Linked DNA regions of Homo sapiens: all the other regions are linked to region 3. The links are chromatin loops, found by intact Hi-C in ENCODE. Cell type or tissue: endothelial cell of umbilical vein. All regions are shown on one strand. Links, peaks and the distances in the headings refer to the core of each region. The heading gives the core; the rest is flanking DNA. Region 1 overlaps ARHGEF28 (Rho guanine nucleotide exchange factor 28). Region 2 has its middle 26 kb from the start of UTP15. Region 3 overlaps ARHGEF28 (Rho guanine nucleotide exchange factor 28).

Region 1 (10,057 bases), core at 3,105-8,104, 99 kb before region 3:
CCATGCATGAGCCACCACGCCTGGCCAGATCCTATTTCTTAATCACGTTTAGTGCCATTTACTTGAGCCAAGTAGACCCTTTTTTTCTTATTTTTGGTATTGACCCATTTCATTTCATCTACCTTCTTTTCTTCTGTTTCCTTCAAATGCTTTGCCATTTTTCCCCATCCTACCTGCCTAGAATATGAAGGAGTCCCACTCTGCACTATGATAGCAACAGAAGCAGATCTTAGCCCTTCAACTGATGATTCTCCCCTTCGACAAAATGCCGACCCCTTACAGCATCTGCAGAGAATGGGGCCATAAGTCCTGCATTAGACATAGATGTCAGCTCCTTGCGGAGCTGGTTCTGGGGCACCGGCTTGGATGAGCTTGCCAGTTGTTACTCACCCAAGACATTTCTCCAACCATCATTTTCAGCTTATAAACTAATGGTAAGTGTTAATTCTTGATGCCCTGAAAGGTCAATAAAACATTACAAAGGATGGGTACAAAAAAAAATGGAAAGAATGAATAAGACCTACTATTTGATAGCACAATAGAGTGACTATACTCAACCTAATCTGTACATTTTAAAATAACTTAAAGAGTGTAACTGGATTGTTTGTAAACTCAAAAGATACATACTTGAAGGGATGGATACTCCATTCCCCATGATGTGCTTATTTCATATTGCATGCCTGTACCAAAACATCTCACGTACCCTAAAAATATATACATCTCCAATGTACCACAACAACTTAAAAAAAATAGAAAACAATAAATGCATAAAACACTTCTAGAAGGAGAAAGAAAACACCACCACAAAGGGAACTTACTCTGTTCTGCCCTGTCCAATACAATAAAATTAGATAATTAAAAATCCGATTCCTCAGTCACATGTCACATGCTCAATAGACGTAGGTGGCCACAGGCTACTACACTGGATAGAACAGCTATAAAATGTGTCCATCAGCACAGAGGGTGCCACTGGAACAGCACTTGTGTCACTGATGAGGCCACATCCACACCACACAATTCTGAATAATACAAGTCAGCAAAGACTTACATATCTATTTATCAGCATTTATCATGTGTTTATCCCACACCATTTATCAGCATTTCCTCAGAGACTGGGCAGAATAAAGCACTTATAAAATAACAAAAGAGGCCAGATGTGGTGCCTCATGACTGTAATCCCAGCACTTTAGGAGGCCGAGGCTGGCAGATCACTTGAGGTCAGGAGTTTGAAGGCGAAACCCCGACTCTACTAAAAATACAAAAATTACCTGGGCATGGTGATGGGTGCCTGTAATCCCAGCTACTCGGCAGGCTGAGGCAGGGGAATTGCTTGAACCCAGGAGGCAGAAGTTGCAGTGAGCCAAGATGGCGCCACTGCATGCCAGCCTGGCTAACAGAGCAAAACTCCATCTCAAAAAATAAAAAATAACAGATAACAAATAACAAAAGAGTGTTGAAGTGGCCTCCAGGGAGAGCCCATTTCCTATTCCAGACTGTGTCTGACCATCTGACTATTGCTCACAGCTTGCTGTCCCCTTCTCTCTCAGGTTCTTTGAAAATCTGTTATAATTTCCTTTGCAAAAACTCAGGGGACTTTATTAATTCAAAAAGTTTAAATGAACCAAAAAGAAAATGCTAGCACAACAAACACTCATCATGGTCCTTTTCATAAATCACTGGACTAAAGTTGTGCTCATTTATCTTTCTCAAATCCTTCACAGACTTAATGATGTTACTGACAAAACACTCAGACGAGGTCAGACTACTACAATTTCCGTAGCACATGCTTCTTGCTCACAAGTTTACAAGTTTGAAACTAGAGTGAGTTTTTAAAACCTGAAATTAAGATCGTCTCAGTGTTTAATACTTTTAGTAGCCTACCTCCCTCCCCCAGCAATTCATCTTAGCAAACATTCTTCAAAGCTAACATTCCCAGGAGCATGATGCAATTTGTAGCTGAGACATCCTGTGTGCGTGAGTAACAGCAATGGCCCTGACATCAGTGGCCCACAACAGCCATCTATACAGAGATGTTTGCTCTCTTTTTGCCTTCCTCTTCCCCTCTTCTGTAAGTAAATCATTACTCTTACCTTAAATAGCAAAAATATTAAGGACGTGTATATTGCTTAGTGTGGGTCTAAATTTCTGTTCCAATTTCAGTAGGGCCACATGCAGCAAGATCCTGGAAACCACCTCTGGCATGTGGCCAAGCTACTAGCAACACCATCAACCAACACCAAGGGTGCTTCCTCCTTGCTCTGCTCTACACAGCATGATTTCCGAATGGTTGTAACTGCTCTGTCGTGTGTTGGCACAGCATACCAACCACACTCCCTCAGCCTCCAGGGAGCCCCATGCACGTGTAGGCTCACGGTGACCCCGTGGGTTACCCACCTTCTCCATTAATCTCACTCTGAGCATTGATTTAGCTTTTCCTGATTTCACATCAGCTTGAGCCCTCAGTCACTACCATCAGCAACACCTCACCCCTTGCAACTTCTAAGACTGTCCTGCCCATGTGTGCCTTCCAGGTGTGTGAGATGCCTCAGCTTCACAGAACCAGAGGAAACCAACTGGAGTGGTTCGTGCTCATCTGCCTCTCACTTGTCAGCCCCAGAGGTCTTCACAGACATCCAGGTGCCCAAACTCAGCCTCTGCTGATAGCTCAGCCTGTATCTTCAAACACCCCATTAGCTTCATTATGCTCTATTCACCTCTAAGTAACTCAAGAGATAGGGCTGGGGTCCAAATTAGCCTTGAAGAAATAGAGAGTACCTGGGAGGAGATTTAGGAAGGGGTCCTCAGGGAGTTGTGAAACAGAATATTGTAATCAGATGAGAATTCCCAGGTCAGAGGGAGGAAATACCTCTACCTTGCCAAGGGTGGAGGAACACCTGGTTCCTCTGAAAGGACACTCACATCAGACTCAAATCCCAGAACAAACATCTGGTCTTTTCCTGAGCTCAGCAGTGTAGATCACATAGGCTCAGCTCCAAGGGGACCCCACTGGGCATCAAAATGGGATTTTGGTAAGCTTGGAGATTCTAGGGCCAGGTGGAATGAAGTTATGAGTCTCGGTTCCACCATCTACTCTCCACCAGTGCTTCAACTGCTTCACCTGAACCTGAGACTGGTAGTGCCTACTTCACAGAAATAACAAGGGAACATATGACAAGTCCAGAGCCAGCTTCTGGCTCAGAGTAAAACTGTTCAGGAAAAGCTTTGATTGCCTTGTTTTTTAGATTGTAAATGGAGTCTCAACCTCTAGAGTCATAGTATTACAAATGATCCTACAAATAAAATTTATCTGGATGCGTTTCAGGAAATAGATAAGGTTACCAGGAAGGAATATTTTATGTTAAAATTTACTTGCTTCTTGTCCACTCTAAACCTGGATCTGGGATGCCCCTACGAGTATAGGTAAAAGCGTTATTTCATACCCAAATCTAGGCTGTGCTGGTCTTCATGTTCATTGTGTTGAACCACCAGGCTTTTGACACGCTGGAAGAGATAAAGTCAGGTGGATTTTTAAAAAATTACATATATGCTACACTAATGTTTATTTTTGTGAACTAGAAAAACAACCTTGGAAAGCATCAATGAAAACATGTTACAAGTATCATCACATGTAAACAGAAAACTAGTCTTATACTTAATATTATTTAACAGCTAAAAGTGAGTAATGAATCTATCCCAAGCTGAAACACACCTGAAAGCTGTACACAGGTTATTTTATTCTCAGAGGACATCTCCCACATTTACTCTTGTAATCACATTGTTGTCAAATATCTATAAACATCAAACTTCAAGTAGAAATTTGTTTTGCAGAATGTATTCAATCATCTTGCATATACAACTACAACTCAGAAAGATAGCTAGGTTTGGTTATAAAGAATAGGGATTAAGAATTTGATAAAGAAAATGGGGCTGGGCACGGTGGCTCATGCCTGTAATCCCAGCACTTGGGGAGACCGAGGCGGGCAGATCACCTGAGGTCACGAGTTCGAGACCACCTTGGCCAACATGGCAAAACCCCATCTCTACTAGAAATACAAAAATTAGCCAGACGTGGTGGTGGGCGCCTATAGTCCCAGCTACTCAGGAGGGTGAGGCAGGAGAATCATTTGAACCCAGGAGGCAGAAGTTGCAGTGAGCCAAGATCGTGCCACTGTACTCCAGCCTGGGTGACAGAGCGAGGCTCCATCTCAAAAAAAAAAAAAAAAGAAAGAAAAAGAAAACAGAATTTCACATTATTCTGAAAGTGACTTGGGGCACATCCTTTTTTTAGTGTTTTTTAAACATTTTTATTACCACTAAATCTTCATTTCTACTTTATGGAAAGACGTGCAAAGAAAGAAGCAGGGAGTCATTCATTACCTTTATATCTTCCTTTTCAGCTGCTGATCTGCTGGACACTGAATTCTTAATCTCTGCAAAAGAAATAATTATCAGGATCTGCTGATGGGAGCTTTTGTTAAGAAGAACAACAACTACTAGCTGACAAGTGTAAATGAGTTGCCCAGGAGCCTTCTGCACAGAGATAGGTTTTTAGATTAGGCCTCTTAAAAATCAGCTCTCCACAGAGCAGAGTGTCTAATAACCCGACTGTCCATACTCTGGTATTATCTGTGTGGACTAAGATGGAAACAAGCCCAGGAGCTCTCACAGGAAATCCTGAAGGGGAAAAAATTATCATTAAATAAATAAATGCCCTTGATTCCAAAGGAAGGCTGCTCACTACCGCAAGTTCTTCAAAATAGCAGATTGTAAGGACGTGACTCGTACCCACCTGAGGAAATCCCACATGTCTATTTCCTCAAATACCACAGATTTCAATATGTTTTAAAAGAGCGTAATTCATTATATAAGAGGTCTGGCTTTTCCTTACACATCACTGAAGGTCAAGAACACCAGCATAGCCCTCAGCTCCAACCTCAGCCCCGGGCACACCGGGTGTCCTCTTTCTGAATAAAGGGTTTCCTGGAAACAGTAGTGGTCAGGATGTACTGGGATGAAGAAAAAAAAAAAAAAAAGGTTCACCCAAGGCAGCATTTTTATCTGTGGTTTAATTGATTGGTTCTGTTCCCAAATACTCAGTTGCCCTTAAACAAGAGCCGCTATTGTCGAAATAACCACCAAGAACAGGTTTGGGCCTGGGGAAAATTAAAGCACTCGATATCCCTAGCAAGGACATATGACTGAAAGTCTCTACCCCAGATTTGCATTAACATACAACATTGTGGGGTCTCACTCCTTTTCTGGAATCTCCACATCCCTTCCCCCACAGCCCTGCTTTATGCTAATCCTGGGGAAACGCCTGAAGTTTTCCAGCAGGTTCATTACCTAGACCTTCCCTATTCCGTTTTGTCACTCCTATTAATTTATCTAATGCCCCAAATCTGCAGGTGGATTTATTCAAGCTCTTCTCACTTCTGGGCAACAATGCTAGGAGTTATCATCCATGTTTATGCTTAGAAAATGTATAAGGTATTCATTTATATGGCTCTACATGACAAATCATAATAAAGATGACAAATTACAAGGATGGAGCTATAAGTAATAAGATCAGGATGGAGCAGAGAAACCAACAATCCTTGTCTTGTGTTTCTAAAAATCTGGACAACAATAACTTTGAATTTGCTTTGCAGAAAGCAAGTAATACTACATTTGCATGCCACAATAGTATATTGCTCTTGAATTTATAATGCATATTAGCTTCTATGATTAAACCAACAAGGAAATAACCAGCGAACAAAGTAATAACCCCAATTTTGTGTGGTCATGTCAACTGATCTCAGCAGGGAATGAGGACAAGATCATAGTGGACACCCAGCCCAGGCAGCTTGTGTACACAGCATCCCTGCCGGCCTTTAAATGCACATCCCACAGAAGGCCTCCAGGTGGCAGCAGAGTAACATTGCCAGAGGTAGGAATGTCAAAATGGGCTAATTTCACCCTTCAAGGACCTGCTTTCAAGTGCCAAAGTCCAAAACACATAGTTAAAATTAGCATTTTTGTCCCACTACATAGATGCAGAAAATTGATGTGAAGCACCTACCATGGTATTTGGCACATTATAAGTGTACAGTAGGGATTTGGTTTGGTTTTGAAACTCATATACTCAAACACTAAAAATTGGGATAAGTAGGAAAGAAACCACAAAGGCGTTAAAAAAAAAAAAAAAAAAAAGAAGGGAAGGATAACCTGGACCAGAGTTTCAACAGACACATCTGCACAGACATCAAGAGTCACACCCTTTTACTTTGCCTGTTTTAGGACATTCATTCCTTTAAAGTCATCTCAGCCATAAACTCTTAAATGATCATTATATTGCATTCCTAAAGAATTCTGTACATACAGCATTTATTCGGAAGAACAGTACACATTTTATCCAGATTGCTAATGGAAAAGGCAATCTCATCTGTTAGTGAAGTTTGCAGTTACAGAGGATGTGTTCACACCTGGTAGTGCATTTAGGTTCCAGCTTCCTTTCCCTTCTCAAAAGGCCAGTGAACTAGTTTTTATAGCTTGCCATGCCTACGTTTTTCCGTGTAGTCCAGTGCAATTTTTTTCACTTCAGAACAAGTACCACAAACTATATTAAAATATATGTCTTCATTAAAAATTGTACCTCATCATTTAAAAAATAACTTAAATGTAGAAAGTCTTTATCCAAAAATCATTTAAAAATATTAGTGATACTGTGCTGATTCCAGATAATAATGTATCTTTAATTAACCTAGAACTAAACAGAACCATATCTTAGAGCTTTCAAAGAATTTGGCATTCATTCTAATGGATTAATTAAATTGCTCTAGGAGAGTTTCTGTTAAATTAGTAGGATCCTTTTACACTAACCCACTGTACCACCAATTACACAGTGCAATCAAACCACTCATTGCTATAGCAACCTTTAGCAGATAATGGTATCAGTAACTCTACCTATTCTGTTTTAAAGGCCTATTAATCTTGCCCTCAAGCCCACCCAGAAGTAAGGATTACTCCTCTAAATCAGACTTGCCAAACTTGATAAACATGGTTTTTGTTATTGCCAAACTATAATGGAACAAGAGATAATCTCTAAGACTTATGTTTACTAGTGACACTGCACCAGTGAACAGGGTTAAGTCGCTGTAAGATTCATGCCAGTGTCTCATTAAGAAACAGATTCGCCTAAAAAACTCACCTCTATGCACATGTCTTACTGTCTTATTTTGCAAATGAGACCACAGAGTCTAGACTTAAGCAAATAAAAAAGCTTACAACCAAAAACACAGGATGCTCAGTATTCTGATTTTAATCACCATTTGGATGTGGCAGAAGAATCGTGGTCAGACGCAGCCAGACCACCAGTGTTGTCTTGTTAACAACCAAGTCCACCACTGGCTTACATCTACAGGGTAGTGTCAAAAGCACAGGTGGAAAACCAGGATCATGCTCTCAGTTTGCTCTGCCTGCCCCCACAAATGTCAGAAAAACACCCTGATGGTAGTGTTCATAGCAGCCTCTGTGCCTCTCTGGCATACATGGTGGGTAGTTCATAGTCTTTGAATGAATCTTTTTTTCTCAATAGGCTGTAAATTCTGGGAGAGCTGGGACCAGATCGATTTCCGCTCAACCCTTGTATCCCCAGCACCAAGCTGGGTGCTTTGCACTTAACAGGTGCTGAATAAATGCTTCTCATCTCCACCTACATCTGGTGGCCCAAAATATACATAGCTGACAAGATGTGGTGGATGGTTAGACAAGCTGTGGATCAGGACAGAGAAGGAAAAGTTGTTTACTTTTTAGAATTAACTAATTGAAACACTTCCAATACTGGCGCTATTTTATCACAACTTCTGAACTGCCAGATTCATAGACAGATGAATCCTTTTCTCCTTACTTCCTCCCACCCTTCCAGCTCTGTAAGTCCAAAAGCCAACCCTTTTCCTCTCCACTTAGTAAGTATTGCTGTTTCACTACTAACTACTGCACCTGCATGTGTTGCTACAATGTTTTATCCTAGTGTACAAATTCAATTCACAATGGCCAGAGAATTAAAATGGCAAAGGCACTTGAGAGACTACTTGCCACTCTTAATTCAGAGACTGTTGTCACACTTTGAAAGTTTGTTTCAATATCCCAGTTATTCCTTTTTTTTTTTTTTTCCTAAAAGTGGGACTACTAATAAGAACTTTCATTTTGCCTGCTCGGTATAAATATGGACTGGGAGCAACAATGAGGCACTTATTTACAGAAATATCAAAATGAGACTTATCAGTGAGTGAGAGCCCAACATTCCACTCAATTCAACAAGCTCCACTGGTCCCTACTGAGCAGCAGCTGGGGAGAAGAAACCAAGATGGAAGAAATCCTTGGCCTCAAGCAACTCCAAAATGTGCTCCTTGGCATATCATTTTTATATTTCTATTCTATATTGTTTCAGAAAGAATTTAAGACATCTTCTTTAAAATACAGGTTTTTTTTCATTTAAATTACTTGTGTTTCTTTTTTTAAAGACAAAAGTAATTATTTAAGACAGTGGAGAAGTCCCTCCTCTTACACAGTTTTTTTTGTCTGGAGGTTAACATATGATCCAATTCTGGCCAGAGTCTTAATAGAAACTTTCCTGGCACCTCTCCAAAAAAGGCTTCTATCACTAATAGAAAAAAAAAAAGTTGCAGGGCAAAAGGATCTTTTTCCATTGCTCTTTTTGTCTGAATAGAGTTCAATGAAGAAATGATTTTGGAGCCACAGTAGCCCTCTTGCAACACCAGACTGCTGCAGGCCATTCTCCATGGTGTGCCTACTCTTACTGTGAAAACTTTTCTACCGGATTATCTTTTGAAGGATGGTTTTGTGGCCAACAGTCTTGAAACCGAGAAATAGTGTTTCCCCTGGGGATGAAGGCAGATTTGTTTTCAGACCAGGGTAGTAAAGATAACAGCCTCTTCCAGTGCAAGGGTTGGGCAGGCTTGCTAGCAGTCTCCTTATAAGATTTGGGATTTCTTAGTTTGGGGTTCCTCAGCTGTGACACAAACTGAGTGTGTGTGCAGCATCTATCTGAGCTGCTCACAAGGCTCCTGGGGGACTTGCTGGGCAAGGAGAACCAATGTGAACATGAAGCCCATGCTGCAATAAAGTCTTTTGTATCAAAAAAATAAATAAAATAAATAAAAACTTGGAAAAAAAACTAAACAAAAAAATCAATATAACTACCATTAAATGTTGGTATATACTCCCCCATATATGTTTTTATGACAGCTTTATTAAGGTATAATTCATATACTATACAATTCACCCATTTAGAGTATACACTTCAATGGGTTTTAGTATATTGAGTTCTGCAACCATCACCATAATCAATTTTAGGATATTTTCATCACTCCAATGAGAAAACCCCACACGCATTAGCAATCGCTCCACATTTCTCCCCAACCACCTCACCATCCTCCTTCCACACCCCAGCCCAAGGCAACCACTAATCTATTTTCAGTCTCAACAGAATTGCCTATTCTGGATATTTCATATAAATTGAATTGCACAATATGTAGTCTTTTGAAACTGGATTCATGTAGCATAATGTTTTCAAGATTCACCCATGCCGTAGCATGTATTAGTACTTCATTCCTCTTTACTGCCAAATAGTATTCCATTAGATAGATAGGTAGATAGATAGATAGGAGGTATCTACTTTGTTTTGTTTATCTATTCCTCAGCTGATGGATATCTGAGTTGTTTCCACTTTTTGTCTATTATTAATAATGCTGCAATGAACATTCTTTCAAGTAAAAGTTTTTGTGTAGATACATGTTTTCATTACTCTTAAGTATATGCCTAGGAGTATAATTGTTGAATCATATAACTCCATGTTTGATAAATTTTTATGATACAGATTTTTACATCTCCTGAACCCCCACCCCTGCCCACCATAGAAATCTCTAAAGCAAAGAATTCAATTATGGAGAGAAAGTATCCTCAGCCCCAAAATTTGGTTGCAATTATCAATTACACAGAAGCTCTAAATCATTATACAGTTGATCCTTAAACAAGACGGGTTTGAACTGCATGAGTC
Region 2 (10,057 bases), core at 2,631-7,630, 100 kb after region 3:
TTTTATTTTCCTTGAAAGTTTGGAAGAATTCACTAATAAAATATTTGAGTTCAGAGCTTCTCAGATTACCTTCTCAATGAATTCCCTGGTCAGTGACCATTTTCAGTTTTCTGTCTCTTTGGGAATTTATTTTATTTATTTATGTTTTTTAAAACAGCATTCATGTAATCACACTTTTAAAATGTATTTCTATAAAGTTTTATCAAGTACTCTTATAAATTGTTTAAATTTTCTCTGCATCTATGGTTACTTCCTGTTACTTCTTTCTGATTGTGTTTAATTTTTATTAAACTACACAGTATAGAAATATCTATTTGCAAAAATAGGAATGTTGATAGGAACAGTAAGAGTGCCTGCTCCCACAGTTATCATGAAGATTAAATAAGCTAATATACGTACATTAGTGAGAACAGTGCCTTAGTAAGCACATTATCAGTGTTAGTCATCATCATCATATTATTTGTAATTTTCCAGTTTTGATCAACCTTATACTTAGTAGAATTATACATTGTTCTCTTTAAAAGTTGATCATAGACTCCTCTCATTAATGATTACTCCTCTCATTAATGATTACTGACTTATGCTACCTTAATTAACTTGCAATGTACTCATAAGGTAAGTAAATCAAACCACTGAGTTATGTTTAAGTTTATGGGTAATAATTTTATAGTAAAGAATCACGTGTAAACTCATAGTCTTATATTAGAAATTATATAATGAGGAAATTCACATATGCTACTGTCAATAAATTTCACTGTGAATTGTCTATTTTGTTTTTTCTCAATCTTTATTATAATCTACATCTACTCCCACTGGCAGATAAGAATGGGTTAGGCAGGCTGGGTGCGGTGACTTACAGCTGTAATCCCAGCACTTTGGGAGGACACGGCAGGCAGATCACCTGAGGTCAGGAGTTTGAGACCAGCCTGGACAACATGGTGAAACCCCATCTCTACTAAAAGTACAAAAAATTAGCCGGGCATGGTGGCATTATATATCTGCAATCCCAGCTACTAGGGAAGCTGAGGCAGAAGAATCTTTTGAACCTGGGAGGCAGAGGTTGCAGTGAGCCAAGATCAGGCCATTGCACTCCAGCCTGGGCAACAAGAGGGAAACTCCGTCTCAAAAAAAAAGAATGGGTGAGGCAGGTGAGACATAAAATATTTTATTCTAAATGAGTAACAGTAAAAGAAAGTCTGGCTACTGCTTTCAACTTTTTTCCTATAAAGAAATCACTTTTGGCCAGGTGCAGTGGCTCACACCTATAATCCCAGCGCTCTGGGAGATCAAGGCGGGCAGATCACTTGAGGTCAGGAGTTTGAGACCAGTCTGGCCAACATGGTGAAACCCCATCTCTACTAAAAAAAAAAAAAATACAAAAATTAGCCGGGCATGCTGGCACGTGCCTGTAATTCCAGCTACTTGGGAGGCTGAGGCAGGAGAATTGCTTGAACCCGGGAGGCAGAGGTTGCAGTGAGCCGAGGTCACGCCATTGCACTCCAGCCTGGGCAAAGAAGCAAGACTCCATCTAAAAAACAAACAAAAAATTGCTTTTAACTCATGTATTTTTAAGTCGTGTTTTTTAAACATTTTGAACCACTTTATGAATATATTTTTTATATGAGTCCAATACCTCATAACACTGCTTGTAGAAAATTGCCAACTCTCATTAAATTAACACAGTATATAGATATATATGTGTGTGTATATATATATGTGTGTGTGTATATATATATGGAATGTGTGTGTATATATATATGTGTGTATGTGTGTGTGTGTATATATATATATGGAAAGCAGTGGCATGAGATCGGCTCACTGCCACCTCTGCCTCCCAGGTTCAAGCAATTCTCCTCCCGAGTAGCTGCCATTACAGGCACACGCTGCCACCCAATTTTTATATTTTTAGTAGAGATGAGGTTTTGCCATGTTGGCCAGGCTGGTCTTGAACTCCTGATCTCAGGTGATACACCCACCTCGGCCTTCCAAAGTGCTGGGATTACAGGTGTGAGCCACTGCACCTGACCAAATTAACACAGTTTATATTTTTAACTTTCTGCTCAGTTAAGTCATCACATACTCCCACCTGTAGTTAACTACAGTCTCACACAGTAGTTAATTTAAATAAAGGAAAATCTGCCATAATAAATATGTTTCGAGACATAAACAACGTTATTTAAAATGTCTAATATAACACCAATGAGGGAGTGGGAACTGGCATCTTACTTTATGAACAAGTGGTTAGTGGTTATTATCTTATTATATTTTGTTTGTTTGTTTGTTTTTGTTTTTGAGACAGTCTCACTCTGTCACCCAGGCTGGGGTGCAGTGGTGTGATCACAGCTCTCTGCAGCCTCAACCTCCCCAGTCTCAAGTGATCCTCCCACTTCAGCCTCCTGAGTAGCTGGGACTATAGGTGCACACTACCACACCCAGCTAATTTTTTGTTTATTTTTGTAGACATGGGGTTTCGCCATGTTGTTCAGGCTGGTCTCAAACTCCTGGGCTCAAGTGATCTGACTGCCTTGGCCTCCCAAAGTGCTACGGTTACAGGCATGAGCCACCGTGCCCAGCCCAGTATCTTACTTGTATGTACTGCAATTATATCATTTACTTTCAAAATGCTTGTAAGCAGTCAGTCCCAAGTCAGTTATATTCTTTTACGTAAATAATTTATTTAGAAAACATCCTTTATAATAACATAAAAAGAAAACTTTAACTTAACCCTTATCCAAGTGATTCAAATGATGTTAGTAATCAGGTCAACTAAGAAAATACTCCCAACTGGTGCAGGGCAAGTAGACTTTCCATAATCACAAACATGTGAAAAACACAGTAAGTAAGTAAGACACAGTTCATATATCATTGTATTTATTCTCACAACAATCCTGCAAGAGAAGTAATATTTGCCCCATTTGACAGATGTTGAAGATGAGGCCCAGAGAAGCTAGGACTTACCCAAGATTATTATAGCTCTGTTCTTTCCATTAGTCTACATTGTTGAAAAGTTTAATTGAAATAGAATGTTGGGAGATAAAAGATCTCTACATGAAAACTACAAAACACAGATGAAAGAAATTGAAGAGGATACAAACAAATGGAAAAACATCCCGTGCTCATGGATTGAAATAATTAATATAGTTACAATGACCGTACTGCCCAAAGCAATCTACAGATTCAATGCAATCCCTATCAAAACATCAATGTCGTTTTTCACAGAAAAAGAAAACACAATCCTAAAATTTGTATGGAACCAAAGAAGATCATTAATAGCCAATCCTGAGCAAAAAGAACAAAGCTGGAGGCATCACTCTACCTGATTTCAAAACATATTTGTCACAAGGCTATAGTAACCAAAACAGCATGGTATTGGAATAAAAACAGACATGTAGGCCAAAGGAACAAAATACAGAAGCCAGAAAATAACTCTACATATTTACAGCCAACTGATTTTCAACAAAGCTTCCAAGAGTATTTATGGGGGAAATGACATCCTCTTCAATAAGAGGGGCTAGGAAGATTAGATAACCATATACAGATGAATAAAACTGAACCCCTATCTCTCACTACATACAAAATCAACTCAAGACAGATTAAACACTTAAACATAAGACCTGACACTATAAAACTACTAGTAGAAAACATAGGGGAAACATTTCAGGACACTGGCCTAGGCAAAGATTTTATGGCTAAGACCTCAAAAGCACAGGAAACAAAAACAAAAATTGACAAATGGGACTATATTAAACTAAAAAGCAAAGGAAACAATCAACAAAGGGAAGAGATGATCCATTGAATGGGAGAAAATATTTGCAAACTATTCATCCAACAAGGGACTAATATCCAAAATATGCAAGGAACTCAAACAACTCAACAGTAAAATAACAATCATCATCATCATCATCATCATCATCCCAGGAAAAAGTGGACAGAGGACATGAATAAACAGAAGACATACAAATGGGCAGATACGTTAAAAAATGCTCAACATCACTAATCATTAGGGAAATACAAATCAAAACCATATTGACTTATCATCTTTTACCAGTCAGAATGGGCTATTACTGAAAAGATAAGAAATAACAGAGGAGAAAAGGTAACTCATATACACTATTGTGGGAATGTAAATTAGTACAGCTACTACGAAAAACAGTATGAAGATGTCTCAAGAAACTAAAAATAGAACTAACCTACAATCCAGCAATCCCATTGCTGGGCATTTATCCAAAGGAAGAGGAATTTGTATATTAAACAGACACCTGCACTCCGTGTTTATTGCAGTACCATTCACAATAGCAAAGATATGGAATCAAGCTAAGTGATTATCAACAGATGACTGGATAGAGAAAATGTGCTATATATACACAATGGAGTACTATTAGGCCATTAAAAAGAATGAACTCATCATTTGCAGCAACATGCACGGAACTGGAAGTCATTATGTTAAGTGAAATAAGCCAGGCACAGAAAGACAAGTATCACATGAGATAGAGTAGAATGATATATAACAGATGCTGAGAAGGGTGTGTCAGGGGAGAGGATAGGGAGATGAAGAAAGGTTGGTTAATGGGTAAAAACATACAATTAGATAGAAGGAATAAGTTATAATGTTCAATAGCAGAGTGGGGTGACTATAGTTAACAACAATGTATATTTCAAAACAGCTAGAAGAGAAGACTTGAAATGTTCCCGACACATAGAAATGATAAATCCTTGAAGTGATGGATACCAGAAGACCCTGACTTGCTGGGCACAGTGATTCATACCTATAATCCCAGTACTTTGAGAGGCCTCCTGGGGAGGATGGCTTGCAGCCAGGATTTCAAGACCAGCCTAGGCAACATAGCGAGACCTGGTCTCTAAAATAAATAAATACATAATTAACTGGGCATGGTGATGCATACCTGTAGTCCTAGCTACTTGGGAGGCTGAGGTGGAAGGATCACTTGAGCCCGGGAGTTCAGGGCTGCAGTGAGCTATGATCACACCACCGCACCCCAGCCTGGACGACAGTGTGGACCTGGACCCTTTCTCAAAAAAAAAAAAAATTCCCTGACCTGATCATTAAACATTCTATGGGTGCAACAAAATACCACACGCCACCCATAAATATGTACAAAGAGTATATACCAATTTAAAAAAGAAATAGAACCTTGGTTAGATTTTATTTCCACATTTCTGGTATCTATTAATAACTATAATTGAACTTTCAAAGCTACTTTGTCAACACAGTAATAACCAAATATCTTGGGTTTATTCTGTGCCAACTCTGATGACTCTAAAACACCAATTCAGGGGAAGAGCTGGGGAGAAAGCAGGCTTCTTGTGGTTTTTCAAGATAATACTGCCACCTGGTGGACTAATGGTGAACTGAGGTAGGTTGTCTAATGCATGATTTCAATTTTACCTGATTAAAATTCTCAATGGACAAGAAGGGCAGCTTCCAGAAACATCTTTGCTTTGAGTTGTGTCTCAGGCAAAATGATATAATAATAATTTCATGTTGTGCATAGTAACAAAACTGCTGTTTTCATATAAATTGCCAACTAGATCCGATAAGAATTCATTTACTCATTCAACACATATTTACTACCAGCTGTTTATTGTGGATAAAGTCAAAGACACAAAGGTGACTAAGGACTTGCTCTATGTTTCTAGAAAATAAGATGCTATTCCTGTAGTGGTTGAGAATATGTACTCTTGAAGCAGATGCTTGAGTTCAAATCCCAAATCTGCCACTAACCAACTGTGTGACTTTGGACAAGTCACCTAAACTTTCTACGTCACCTCAGTGTCATTATGTGCAGAACTGGACTAATCACAGCTTCTCGTGCAGTTATCAGGTACTCTGTGGAGTGTTAAGTACCGTGTATGCATGAGAAGGAGGTCTCCAGGGTGGACAGCATCCCTTGTAGATGAAGATGAGCAGCAGGGATGAGGCATTACCACACAAAGACTTTGGGGTGGGAAAACAAAGTCTTGTTCTCTGGGGTCAGAATAATCCATGTTGATTTATTCTAGCATACTCCTCAAAACACACACAAACTTAGGCAAAAGCTTGCTCAATGCAGAATTGCTTGTGACTGCAAAAGACTGAAAACTACCTAAATTCCCATGAATAGGGGACTGGTTAAACTGATTATGGCACAGCTGTATAGTAATATAGGAGGCCAGCATAAAAAAGAATGATGTAGAGCTGTCTGTACTGAGATGGATCAACCACTAATACACAATACGTGGAAAACCTGAAATGCAGAACAGAGGTATAGTGTGATCTCATTTGTTTAGAAGTGAGGTTGTGCATGCACATGGTTAAAGATGTGTAGAATATTTGGGGGAGAATATTGTGTGGATTGGCTCTCTTACCTTCTGCTCCATCCTCCTCTGCTCTATCCTCCTTCTAGGATGTCTTCAAAACTGTAGAGCTGGAAAGCTAAAAGCCATAGTTCCCACATTCCTTTCCAGATAATGCCCTGGATGCAAAATTGGGCTCCTCCAATTAGATATACTAACATGATATGAAAGTCAGGAATGAGCGGAAGGCCAGCTTCCTGCTTGTTACTGTCAGCAAGCAAGGAAAGGAGATGGGGAATGAGATGCAATTGTGATGAAGTGACCCAGCTTGCCAGGGTATATCCTCTGGCTTCATGATGGCAGGAGCAGTAGCTTTTTGCTCTCTGGAGCCATGCTCTTGAACAGTGGCTCCATCTGGAGCACTCCCTCCCTCCTATCCCTATTCTTCTAGCCCTTCCAGTGATTTCATAAGGACCTACTTCCTGTATTAAGTCCCGTCTACTTTAGCTTCCTAGAAGATTTCTATTTCTAGGACAACTGAACTTTGATTATTACAGCCGTTTAAGAAACTGGTAAGAGCCTTGTCATGGTTAGTATCATGTGTCAACTCGACTGGGCTAACGGATGCCCAGATAGCCAGTAAAGCATTTACTGGGTGTGTCTGTGAGGATATTTCTGGAATAGATTAGCATTTAAATCAGGGAACTGAGTAAAGATCCCTGAGTAAAGATCTCTCACCAATGTGGGAGTGTAACATCCAGTCTGTTAGGACCTGGATAGAACAATGTGGAGGAAGGACAAATTCACTCTCTCTTCTTCAGCCAGGACATCTATCTTCTTCTATCCTTGGATGCCAAAGCTGCTGGTTCTCGGGCCTTCAGACTTGAACTGAATTATACCACCACCTTTCCTGGTTCTCCACCTTGCAGGTGGCAAATCATGGAACTTCCCGGCTAATATATATATATATAATATATATATATAAAATATATAATATATAATCTGACTATATATATATATATAATCTCCTATTCATTCTGTTTCCCTGAAGAACCATAATATAAGACATTACCTTAGAAGAAAGTGGGCTGAGATCCAGAAGGAATGGAGATTTTTTTTTACTCTATTATATATACTGCTTTGTACTGTCAGAAAATTTTTCTATGTGTGTATTTTTTGAGGCAGTTCTATGCGTACTGATAGGGAACTATAGCTACAGTATGTTATTACTTTTTCCAAACAAAAAAAACAGAGCAACGTGAACAGCATTATATATATTATGCTTCAATTACATTGGGGAAAATCTATATAGAGATATATCTATACCTATTCAGATATATATCTAAAAGTGTATGTTTATAAATGCCTCCAGATAGGATAACTGGGTGACTAGGGGAAAGGATGAGAGAAAGACTTATCACTGTCTACTTTGCACTTTAGAATTTTATGCCCGGTCCATATGTTGTTTATTTAAAACTATATTGTTAACTAAAATGAGAAACTAGTAAGTTTTAAAGGAACAATCCATTTTGGCCAAAGTACATGCATCTTGTTGGGGATTATTGGGATGTAAGACCAAAATAAAAATGTAGGTTGGAGCTTGGCAAGACAAACGAGAGCAAGGAAGATCTCACTATGCTGGCATTTGCTTCTCTCTATCCCTGGAAGCCACTGGGAATGGTCTTTCCATAGTCCCAACTGTGCTGCTCCCTCCCTACTCGACCTCCCCAAAATCTAAGATCTCTCTCAGGGAAAGTCTCAAGCTTTTCAACTCAATCTCCCTCCCTTTCTCTCTCCCTGCCAAGGTAAAGAAAATTATCAAAAGCAAGTATATGTTGAGGGCTGGGCTTTTTAATAAACATTACTGAGTTTCAAAAGCAGAAACTCTCTTCCCCACCTCCCAACTCTCTCTTACCTGGTTCATGTTCAAAAACAAAGTCCACCGTTAGTCACAGTGCTTACATTTCAGTGCATTGACTAAAACATAGACACATTATAATGGAAATAATTCAGGGGATTCCCTCTTTTGATTAGAGAAGGAAGAAGAAGGGAGAGAGGCCTGACGATTCTGCAAGCATTAGGTATTCCTCCAAAAAAGAGGAGGGCAGCCATTGAGGGTGGTAGGGTGTCAGCAAGGAGGCTGAGGAAAACAGAAAGTCTGCAATGGCCACAGTTTGCCTAGAACTCACCCTGCTGTTTCACTGTATCCTCTTCAATCTCAGTTTCAGTGTGCAGCTGCCTGTACTCTATTTAGAGAGGATGTGAGTTAAGCATTTCTAGTTAGAGTGGTGAGAGCTTCCAGGGCATGGTGGTGGCTATCCTCAACATGAGAAGTCTCAAGACATCAGAGGGCTGCTTCATTCCCCAATGTTATCACAGCCCAAGGACCTCAGGGCACACAGCTTATGGCCTAGAAACATCTGTTAAATGAATAAACAGAAGAATGCCAATGTGTGTGTACGAAGTACGTTGCTGCCTCAGCATCACCCAAGACTACTGAGGTGAGGTCCCTCTCCTCCAGCCTGGTCAGGGGAGGTAGCACATGGATGGCAGTCCTAAAAGACCTCTCCTCAGACCCTGAGCTGCTAGAGAAAATGCCTGGGGAGCTGGTGCCAAGCAACAGGGCTGGAAGAATCAAGCCATGGGAAGAGTTTATGAGCAAGAATCAGTGAGAGGAAGAAAACTCAGGGGCAGATCTGGGGCAGTCAGGGCCAGGGAACTAAGTTAGAAACAGATGGGCCAGAGCCAGGAAGGACCAAGCCAGTGGCTGCGTTGGCAGATAAAGTAGCTGCCAGATGAGTACTTCAGACCAGATCAATGAAGTGGACTCAAGTCTCCAGAAAGAAAGAGTTTGCACTTCTCCAAAGGTCCAAGGCTGTCTGGTAGAAACTTCTCCAATTACGGAAATGTTCTGTATCTGTGTTGTCCAATATGGTAGCCACAAGCCACATGTGGCTATTTTCAGCCATCTCAAAGTGTGGCAAAGTGACTAAGGAACTGAATTCTTAATTTTAATTAATTTTAAGATCACTAGAAAACCCTTAGTAGGGCCAGGTACGGTGACTCATGCCTGTAATCCCAGCACTTTGGAAGGCCAAGGTGGGAGGGTCAGTTGAGCTCAGGAGTGGAGACCAGCCTGGGCAATAAAGTGAGACCTCGTCTCTACCAAAAAAAAAAAAAAAATTAGCTGGGAGTGGTGGCGTGGGCCTGTAGTCTTAGCTACTCGGAAGGCTGAGGTGGGAGAATCGCTTAAGCCTGGGAGGTTGAGACTGCAATGAGCCATGATCGCACCACTGCATTCCAGCCTGGGCAATAGAGCAAGACCCTGTCTCAAAAACAACAACAACAAAAGCAAAAACAACAGAAAACCATTAGGAGAAATTGCTCAAGACTTTAACTCTGTACCAAAAGCACAATGACCCAGCAGGAATCCCTGCCTCTATGTTCTCAGGTCAGAGTGGAGAGTGGCTGGATGTTTGAACTGTGTAAACAGATGCAAAAACAGTTGAGGAATAAACATCGACTGAAAAAATAAGTGGCGACAGGCTCTGAATCAGAATCAAGATCTCCAAAAAAACCAAATTTCCAACCGAGGATAACATCATAAGTATTTCAAGCCAAAGACCCTTCTACGTGGAAGCTGCCTGAGCTAAAGCGAAGGATGGAAGGAGGGTTTGGTCGTTTCACCTCCTACATTATCACTTCCATTCAGTTGCCACCATGTCCTTTTAATTCCCCCTGACACTGTGATAGACTGTCTCCA
Region 3 (10,057 bases), core at 3,181-8,180:
TTAATGATGGAACTTTATTAGATAATCTGCTGAAAATGAATACTTCATTAATCACTTTATGTTTTCTGTAGATTCATGGTTGTCTGTTCTCAAAAGGATACAAGAAGCTGTTTCCTCTTCCTACACAGTCACTTTCAATAACCACAGCCATAATCTAAACGATAGTTATATTAGATGCTTAAATGTATTGTTTCAGTAACCCAGATTTTCAAATTCCCTCCCATCAGCACGCCTCTGCTCAGCACTTTTCTACACCCAGATGGCCCACAAAGAGAGCCCTCCCGTATATGTTACTCCACAACCTGGTCATTTCTAATTCCAAGGTGGCACAAAAGTCTTTGGCAACTTTATAAAAGGCAACCGTAAGTCTTTGACATGGTGTATACCTGCAACTCTTCCTAAATTGTTTAGAGTTTTCCCCTAAATCAATCTCTCTCTCCTCTCTCCCCTCCCCCCGCTCTCTTTCGTTCTCTTTCTCTCTCTCTCTCGATTCCCCTTATTATTGATCTGCACAAAAGAAGGAAGGGCTGAAGACAAGTCCCTGGGGAAACATGGAACCTTGCTAGCCATGCACCTCAAAAGATTCCCACATCAGGGCCACCTTTCATGACCATAACTTCACGGTTATTCAGAAATTGCACTCCCCACCCCACCACACACACACAAACACACATACACACACACACACATACACACACACACACAGCTCTAGGGGAGAAACTAGGGCTGCCTCTTCTGCCACCAATAATTCCACCATCTGTAAGCAAAGCTTGATGTTCTTCTCTACACTCAAAGAAAAGGGTTCGCAAAATTAAGTATAAGTACATGGAGAACACAAGGACCATCATATAATGTGGTGATGCAGGTAGAGGCTGAAGACATGGGTTCCAATGCCAGCACTGCCCTCACCAGAAGTGTGATGGCTCCAGCCTCCTCTCCCAGGCTCACAGCAACCCTCCCCTCCAGTCAGCCGGTGCCAACCAGTGCAGGCACCCTCTCTCAGACCACGCCTTCTCCTTGGACCACCCTTCACCTGCCTGTGACCCGGCTAATTCCAGTCTCCATTGTGAACCCAGCTCCTACACAGGCTCTGCAGTCCATTTGCCTCTCCTGTGGCTTCAGGAGCATTCTCAGCATGTTCTTATCCAACACTTATCACAATTATCACACATAATCACTTTCTGTAATGATGCGATTGCCTCCCCAGTAGCGAATTCTCAAGGGCAGGGCAGCCAGTTTCCTCCATCTTTGAAAAAAAACTCAGAAACCAGAGGCAGATTTTCCATATCACACTAATGAAGCTTCAAGGCTCCCAAAGACGTCTTTCAATGCTTAGGGAAGACCCTAAGCAAAATGGTCATACAGTCATTTCCTTCTAATCTGCAGTAGCAAGAGACTTTTCAAAATGGATCAAATTTGACCTGTACAAATCAGGGGTGGTCACCAGATTTCCATCAGAGGAAAGCAACAATAACAACATAGAATATCACAAGATTAGCTTGTAATTTGATGTTTATCCAAAGTGTTCTTGGTGGATGATGTTACAGAGAAATTAAAAGTATTCTATGCAGGGTAAGGGGTGGGGTATTTTAACTACAATTTGTTAAGCTGGCTTTCTCTTTCCATTCAATTTCCCCTCGGACACACTCTCCTTCCTGTTGGGTGGCACTGGAATGTCTGAGGGCATTTTCAGGACCTGGATAAGAGGAATCTGAATTGGAAATGTTACGTTTATGGAATTTGCCAGCTTTTTAAGATTTGTTATTTATCGTTATAAATGAATACTCACTTTCAATCTAATTTTATTTTTATAATTGTATTCCTTTTCTGAAAGGGAATCCTTCCAATGGCATAATCTTCAGGCCTCACAAAACCTGCATCTGCCCCTGCCTGTATTTCACTTAGTATTTGAAACTTAAAATCTGTCATGTGAATTAATGCACATACAAATGCACATGGGGCAAGTCACTTAACATCACCATGTTCATCTCCACTGCCAAACGATGTGTGGTTCTGATGAAATGGCTAATGTGTGAAAACATGTTGTAGGGCACCATGAGATGCTCTAATCAACTAAGGTAGTAACTTCATGGTTGCTATGGTTTGAATGTCCCCTCCAGAAACTCATGTTGAAATTTAATCCGCATGTGGTTGTATTGAGAGGTAGGGCCTTTAAGAGGTGATTGGATCATGAGGGCAGAGACCTCATGAATAGGTCAATCTATTCATGATTAATGGGTTATTGTGGGAGGGGGACTGGTGGCTCTGTAAGAAGAGGGAGAGAGACCTGAGCTATCGTGTGAGCACACTCAGCCCCTCAGGTGAGATGGCCTCTGCCATCTCAGGACTCTTCAGAGAGTCCCTACTAGCAAGGCAGCTCTCACTACACGTGCCCCCTCAACTTTGGACTTCCCAGCTTCTAGTTCTATAAGATATACATTTTGTTTCTTATAAATTACCCAGTTTCAGGTATTCTATTATAAGTAATGGAAAACAGATTAACATAATGATTTTTTCAAAGATGCAAATTACAGTAACTATAAGTGCTGGGAGATACTAAGTAAAGAATGCTAAAGAAGGGGGTAAAAAGAGTTCATGTGACATCGTTCACAGATAATCTTTTCTGAGTTAGGAGATTCTTCAGGAACTTCCTGTCTGATAAAGTAAGCTTTTCATTCCCTACAGTTTTAACAAAACTTCCTGTTAAGTTCTAGTTCTCAGCCAGGAATTGTCTACCTCGAAAAGACTTCCTTAATTTTTTATTGCATAATGTTTACATATTCCATATAGTACCTTAAAAATGTTAAGTTTCAAACTCTGAGACATGTTCCCCAAACCTCCAAATTTACTGAAGATTATGATGACAGCACCTTCCTGCTGGACCATCTCTCTATCTCTTCGTGCAGCTGGAATACAAAAACTCAAATGACAGTCCCAGTCCCAAAATAGTGATGGTCACATACCTGCTGGGAAAACTCACAGTACAGAAATAAGCAAACAACAAAATTAAAGAGTGCTCCAGGAGGAGCCTCAACCGCTGTTTATTGAATGGCACTAAATTAGAACTGTGTACTAATTCAACAAATATTTATTATGTAATACATGCCAAGCACTAAACTAGTGTTGGAAAATCAGTGGACAAAAACAATTGTCCACTAGAAGATTATGCCATTGGAAGGATTTCCTTTCAGAAAAGGAATAAAATTATAAAAACAAAATTAGATTGAAAATGAATATTCGTTTATAAAGACAAATTACAAATTTTAATTGAATGTTTGAGTCTCTGTTGTATTGGTGCTTACAATAGAAGGGACACTAAACAAAACAATAACAACAATACTCTCTCAAAATAGAAAATGTCTAGAGGACTATATTAAGGATGTGACATTTGAGCTGAAATCTGGAAAATGAGTAAGAATTCAATTATACAAAGGGGAAGGAAGCAAGAGTATGCTAGGTGAAGACAACCGCACATACAAAGGTCCTGGCCAGGAAGAAGCATGGCATTCACGAAGAACTGAGAGCAGAAGGGTATGGCTGGAGCTTATGGCGTAAAGGGTTTCTGCAGTCCTACATATGTGACCCCAAATCATCTTTAATTATCAACACTTTTGTCAATGGGACCCTCCCCCTAATGACCACAGCCATTGCCTGGAATGCTCCTATAAAGGGTCAGAGAGCAAGCTTGCCTCCCCTCAATGATTCTCCAGAAACTCAATCCACAAACGTTTAGTGAAAGCCTACAGTGCGTTGGGCACTGCACTAGGTATTGCAATGTAATGAAGGGTAACAATCTGCGTTCAGGAGAGGATGCACGGCCAAATGCATAGCTATCCAAGGTCATAACCAACATACCATATTGCATCCCATTCCTACCTTAGTGGCATTCCTGGATATGGAACGAAAACAGCTTGGGTGATGTCCTAGAAATAAGAGAATGAGGAAAGTCCACTAGGGTAGAGAGGACTTGTCTGATTAGAACAGATAAATGATATGGCTGCGAGTTGCGAGATGAATGTAGGGAAATAATACTTGAAAGACATGATAAAGTCTTCACCAGTTCTGAGAAAATGGCAACTCTGAAGAGGCCAGGGGCAATAATCCAAAGGTGAATTAGAACAATGGCTGAGGAGAGAGAGAGGACAGCCATGGCCATCAGCAGGTCTTGATGACTGATCAAGACAGAGGACAAAGGTTGGAGGAATTACAAAAACTCAACTTAAAGCAGGACACCTGGGAGAGTGGTGGGATGGTAACAGAAATCAGGAAGTTGGAAAGAGGAGTTGCTTAGAGGAAAACTTGGAAAACTTTTAAAAAATATAACAGTCTGAACTTAAAGTCAAATCCTGGCTAACTGAGTGATAATAGCAAACAGGCCAGCTGGAAATGGAAGACGAGGCCTGGGCAGAGGTCAAGACGAGAGGGCCCACATGTGGGAGTCTTTCAGGAGGAGTGGTGGTCTAAATAACAAGAATAGATGAGCTCGCGAGAAAAAGAGGGGAAAGCAGAGGGCCCTGGGGAACACCCACACAACAGAGGAGAGGAAAGCACAATAGACAAAGAGATAACTTGAAAAAGAACCAGCAGAGTTCACGAACATTGAAAGTACACTTTTTAAACATAAATCAAATCATGCAACTCCCCCACCAACCTATGGGCATGACCTGGCCCCTCCCACCTCTCTGACCTGTCTCCTCTCCTCTCCCCTCCCTCACAATGCAAGGGCCATGCTGGCCTTTTGTTGTCCCTCAAATACAAAAAGTTCATTTCCACTCCAGGGCCTTCGTGCTTTCTGATCCCTCTACTAGACTGCTCTCCAGGAGATCCCAGAGAGACTAATGACACACACACACAATTCTCTGCCATGTCATAGCCTTGTATTGTCCTAACCCATACTACCATCTGAAATTCTTATTTGTTTATTCGTTTACCTACTTACTTTCTGTCTCCTACTCCCAAGTGCATTCTGCGAGAGCAGGGACGTGAGACCTTGTTTCTCACTCTCTGCTCTTACAGTGCATGGCACTAAATGGGGACTTGAGAAAATAAACACCTTAGATTAAGCAAGAGCAAACTTAGTGACCTTCATAAGATCCGTTTTGATAAAAGTAACAGCATCAAGATATGGAGAGGAAAAGAAGGCAAGAGCTAGAGACACTTATTTAAAACATGCACACCCTCCTCAGGTGTAAGCAGGAGGAACTGCTGAGAAGGTAGTATAGCTAAATCACATCTTCTATAAGGGCTGCCTTTCTGGAATATGGAAATAAAACATTTTACCTGGATCACGTTATTTCTTTTACTGAGGCTTCTCCCAGAGAAAACTCTAACCCATTTCCATCATGCCTAAAATCCTTACTTAGATGGTAAAACATTTTAAAAACTCAAACAGAACAAAAATATCGGCTACTTCAAGTTCTTTATTAAAAATACAGGCTGCACACCACCCAAATTGTGGGAGCTGTCACTGAAATACAGGAAGTGAGGCAGCATCAGACTTTAAGCACACTTGGCACTTACTTACCCACGGACCTGAAACTCACACCCACTAAGAAATTTCTTCAAAGCTGGGTGCTAGGCTGACTCTTCCTGTGGTCTTCTGTAGTTGTATATTCACCTTTGGGCCTTTCCCCAGAAGCTTATCATCTCAGTTGTGACAGTAGGAGGGGGCACCATAAAGTGGCATTGTATTGAGAGAAGAGGGAACTGTTTCTTTCAAAATGTGAAATGGGATGAAGCTAATGGAGGATTTGTAAAATGTTTGTAAGTCAAAGGTTTTGCTAAAGTCTGAGAAGCTTTTCCTCTCTGCTCCTGCCAGAACTACCAAGCAATCTCCTGCAGCAGCTAAGGAGCTTCAGACTTCCCAGGAACTGACATCTCGTGGCTGCTGGCCAGGCTGGGTAAAACAGTTACCATGGTCCTCTCTTTGCTCTATGGCTAGAACTGCTGCTTTGGAATTTGTTTGCCCCCTCAGAAGGAAAACAGGAGACAAGGCAAAGAGATAAAAGCAAGGCCATTCAGAGAGGATAGGAAAAGGTCAAGTTAAGTTAGTAGAAAACAAAAGCCAGCAAAGAAAACCAACTTCAGGGAGCACAGATTAACTGACAATGGCAGAAACACCCCAGCAGGTGGCAATCCTCTGAGATGCACATGCTGCTGTGTTTTAAATAAAGACACAAGTAAAGTTAATATAATTCGCTAAAAACAAATTTGCACAAAGTAAACACGTGATCTAGAAGTTGCATTCAGGCAAAAGCCCTGCCCGATTCCATTGGCTAAGCTAGACTTAGCTGTACTAACCTGTTTTGAAAGACACCCTTACCTACCACCCTCTGACACCTGAGCTAATGAAAATTTCTATTATTTTGAGCTGGGAAGAACTGAATGGAGCAAATGACCATCAATTAATAGGTCTGGCTTCTTGTGAGCAAATGAGCTTCAGAAGGTCAGGGCTTGCCTAGACATAGTTACCAGCAGCATCCTCTAGTGAGATAAAAGAAAAGAGAGACCCTTTAATTTAAGGTCCATGAAGGAGCCCCATTCATGTCAGAAAGCTCAAAGGCAGTTGCAGGACAGGAAAGGATAAAATGGTGCCTTTGAGTACTTGGTCAATGAGGAAATGGAGATGTGGCAGAGCAGTGGGGAAGGTCGTTACCAGTGAAGGTCGGAAAACCCCAGGCTTATTGTGGGATCTGCCACTAACAAATTTTCTGAGTCAAAAAAAATTATTCTTATGACTTCTAATAGAGCATTTTAAAATCCAGAGTGTCAAACCAGCTGAGTTAACTTAGTCAAGCCAGTCAATCTCCCTCTTGGAGACTAATCTCCTCATCAGCAAAGTGAGGGTGCCCAGGCAAAGGTCCCCAAGATGCCCTCATAGACTAATATTTCGAGTTGATGGGCATGAGGCCAGTCATAGGTAGCCCACTGGGGGATGGAGGGCCACCAAGAGAGAAGGGCAGTGTCTGGAGGACAGGATTTCCTTCCACAGGACCCAAAAGCCACAGGGAATCTGCAGGGATCCGGAAGAAGGCCCCTGCTGGGTGACCCCAGAACAAAGCCACCAAGTCACTTACTACCTCAATAAGAAGCTGCTTCCCTGAGCTGGGGAAGAGTCCATCCAGACAACTTGGGCCCTGTCCTCCGGCCCTCCCTGCAGAAGGCTGGGACCAAGGGGAGCATGCTCCACCAAGTATTCATGGAAGCTATACCAACATCCAGAAATTAGAAAAGGCTGAATAGGATAGAGTTTCCCCCACTACCTCTAGACATCAGATTATACCTTCAACACCCACAATGAGCCCAGCAGCAACCAACATTCTTGGGACCAAACACAGCAGGAGACAGTGACTCAGAATAAAAGAATAATATAAACATAAAATGCTAAGGGAATAGCGAAGTATCTTAGATCCAGCTGGAAACAAGCTACTGAAGCAAAAAACTCCCACTGCCCAAATGGTTATACAATTTGCAGCCTCCAGAGAAAAAAGTGATTACACTCTTCTCAGTCAGTGGCTATGATTAACATGTCTGCACAGCACCTCAGAAGGGTGGAAGGGAGCAAGAGCCCACACACACAGTCTCACACATGCACCCTCTGCAGATGTTAAAAAAAATCTCCACGGATTAGTCAAATTCTGACTAATAGATGCTCATATTAGTCAGAATTTGAGAAATGGGAGAAATAAAGGACACTTCTAACCCTTCACCAACTTAATCAACATACAAAATTTAACATCCCTCCTTTCTTTGCACAATGAAAATGAGAACATAATCCCCAGCTACATAATTATCAGTTATTAAAGCTAAAGAAATAGACATTAAATATTTCTGAAAGTTGCTGAATAAAATGTCAACTATTAGATCTCATTTGCAAAGCAATCCACTAAAATTTAAAATATGTATGCCCTTCATCCAGCAATTCTACTCCTAGGAATCTATCCCATAGAGATGAAAGTATCAACATATAAGGACATATGGACAGGATGTCTGGTGAATAATTGTTCATGATTGCCAAGAACTGAAACAAAGTGAATGGCCATCAATAGGGAATGAGCTTGACCCATACCTATTCATTAATTAGAGTGAGTTTGAGCTATGTCTGATGGCTTATAGGAGTTTATACAAAGTATCACTGAGTTGGAAAAGATACAGAAGTCCACATAATATGATCCTTCTACTAAAGCTTGTATATGTATATATGAATACAGAAGAACATGAAAATGTTTGCACTAAGTCCATGGTTCTCAATCTTTAGCACACAGCAGAATCGCTTGAAAGTTTTATTAAAACACAGATTGCTGGGCCCCATCCACAGAGTGTCTGATTCAGTAGGTCCAGCATGAGGTCTGAGAATTTGCATTTCTGGCAAGTTCCTAGGGATGCTGATGCTGCTAAGAACCCCTGCAGGAGATGACTCTAAGGGTTAGCTCAGAGTACAGGAACGGGAATTATAAAATGGGGGTGAGGGGAAATGGGGTCCTGTCCATTATAATAAAAACAGCATTCCCGTATAATTCCTTATGAAATATCATGAGTGTGTGTGTGTGTGTGTGTGTGTACACATTTGCCAAACAAATTTTAGTGTTTACCAAAATACTAATAAAGTTCTCTAAAAAGGAGAATTTCACTGGGCACAGTGGCTCATGCCAATAATCTCATCACTTTAGGAGTCCAAGGTGGGTGGATCTCTTGAGCCCAGAAGTTTGAGACCAGCCTGGGCAACATGGCAAGACCCCATCTCTACAAAAAATACAAAAATTAGCCAGGTGTGGTGGCTCATGCCTCTAGTCCCAGCTACTCTGGGAGCTGAGGCAGGAGGATTGCTTGAACCCAGGAGGTGGAGGCTGCAGTGAGCCAAGATCGCACTACACTCCCCAGCCTGGATGACACGGCGAGAATTTGTCTCAAAAAAAAAAGGTGGAACTTCAACTGATCTTCACTTTCTTTTTAATAATTTTACTTACTATTATATTCTTTATAATAAGCAAGTGTTATTTAATCATTTTAAATAAAGCCATTTTAATTGAGGAAAAATGGAAAAATCTTCGGAACCAACAATTTCTCAAGCAAGACTTTTCTGTTTTATTCACAGCACTAAACTGATATTTCAGAAAGACTAGCATTAATTATACTTTACAAACAGCTTTTGTTTTTGTTGAGATAGGGTATTGCTCTCTCACCCAGGCTGGAGTGCAGTGGTGTGATTACAGCTCACTGCAGCCTTGAACTCCTTGGCTCAAGTGATCCTCCCACCTCAGCCTCCCAAGTAGCTGGGACTATAGGCTTGAGCCACCACACGTGGCTTTTTTTTTTTTTTTTTTTTTTTTTTGTAAAGACAGAGTCTTACAATGTTGACCAGGCTGATCTAGGGAGGACTAAGCAGCCTCTCAAAGTGCTGACATTACAGGTATATGCCACCACACACAGCCAATTATACTTTATACAAAAATAAAATATAATTAATGTAAAAAAAGGAGCTCTTGGATAAATAAGTAGAATAGGTATTTGTTTTATAATTCTCCTTGATTTACAAAATGTAGAGAAAACTCAATATAAAATGTAATCAAAAAGCATTCATTAGCAAAAACACAAATTGGCTTGTAAATGCAAAATCTCTTCCTCTCTCAAAGTTTAATTAAATGCCCAGTAAGCAAAATCTCTCCTCTTAAGCTGTCCTTGCATCGTTTCCTATCTCTTTTTACACACAAACTAGGAAAAAGAAGACTAAGAGCAATAATCTAAAAATAAAATTATCTACTTTCTCACGGCAACGTGAAATCTTAAAATAATTAATTTAAAAATAAAACCAAAATAAAAATATCTTTATAATTTCCAGTACAGAACTTTTAAGCTCCCAAGTGGTGTTAACTGAAGAATTTTCAGCCAGAAAAATAAACACCTTAGGTTCCACTGATTCTAACTTACCCTTTTCCAGGCTTTTGCACTTCTCATTAGCTTCACCACCACAATTCTTTCCAGCTTAAAATACACCTCCTAATACTATTGTACCATTCAGTCTAAAAACTAAGCCTAGACTTCAAACCAGACTGCAGGC

What was found. Peaks named below come from ENCODE experiments on the same cell type or tissue, not always from the same donor. Only the 100,000 strongest peaks of a DNase experiment are listed, where the experiment ranks them.
Region 1: a loop joins it to region 3, with 4 times the contacts of the local background. A loop is called at or near these places in 10 of 110 quality-filtered maps.
Region 2: it touches region 3 in a loop (9-fold over the local background); 24 of 110 quality-filtered maps call a loop at or near these places.

Annotation. Positions count from the first base shown.
Region 1 is chr5:73,788,775-73,798,831 of GRCh38, reverse strand. It overlaps ARHGEF28 (Rho guanine nucleotide exchange factor 28), which reads right to left. Exons shown (of 36, transcript NM_001177693.2): 8 at 4,378-4,430; 9 at 3,441-3,501. Among named protein-coding and RNA genes, the nearest start is that of ARHGEF28, 170 kb to the right of the region's middle. RefSeq lists an enhancer at 1,592-2,791. In endothelial cell of umbilical vein, for the core only: a CTCF peak has its summit at 5,917 (motif pointing right); DNase peaks (open chromatin) are centred at 4,791 and 5,931; H3K27ac peaks cover 1,167 bases.
Region 2 is chr5:73,586,589-73,596,645 of GRCh38, reverse strand. No RefSeq gene overlaps it. Among named protein-coding and RNA genes, the nearest start is that of UTP15, 26 kb to the right of the region's middle. In endothelial cell of umbilical vein, for the core only: a CTCF peak has its summit at 5,349 (motif pointing left); a DNase peak (open chromatin) is centred at 5,325; H3K27ac peaks cover 299 bases.
Region 3 is chr5:73,689,800-73,699,856 of GRCh38, reverse strand. The region is part of intron 2 of ARHGEF28 (Rho guanine nucleotide exchange factor 28); the gene reads right to left. Among named protein-coding and RNA genes, the nearest start is that of ARHGEF28, 69 kb to the right of the region's middle. RefSeq lists an enhancer at 5,751-6,375. In endothelial cell of umbilical vein, for the core only: a CTCF peak has its summit at 6,137 (motif pointing right); DNase peaks (open chromatin) are centred at 6,036 and 7,446; H3K27ac peaks cover 1,405 bases.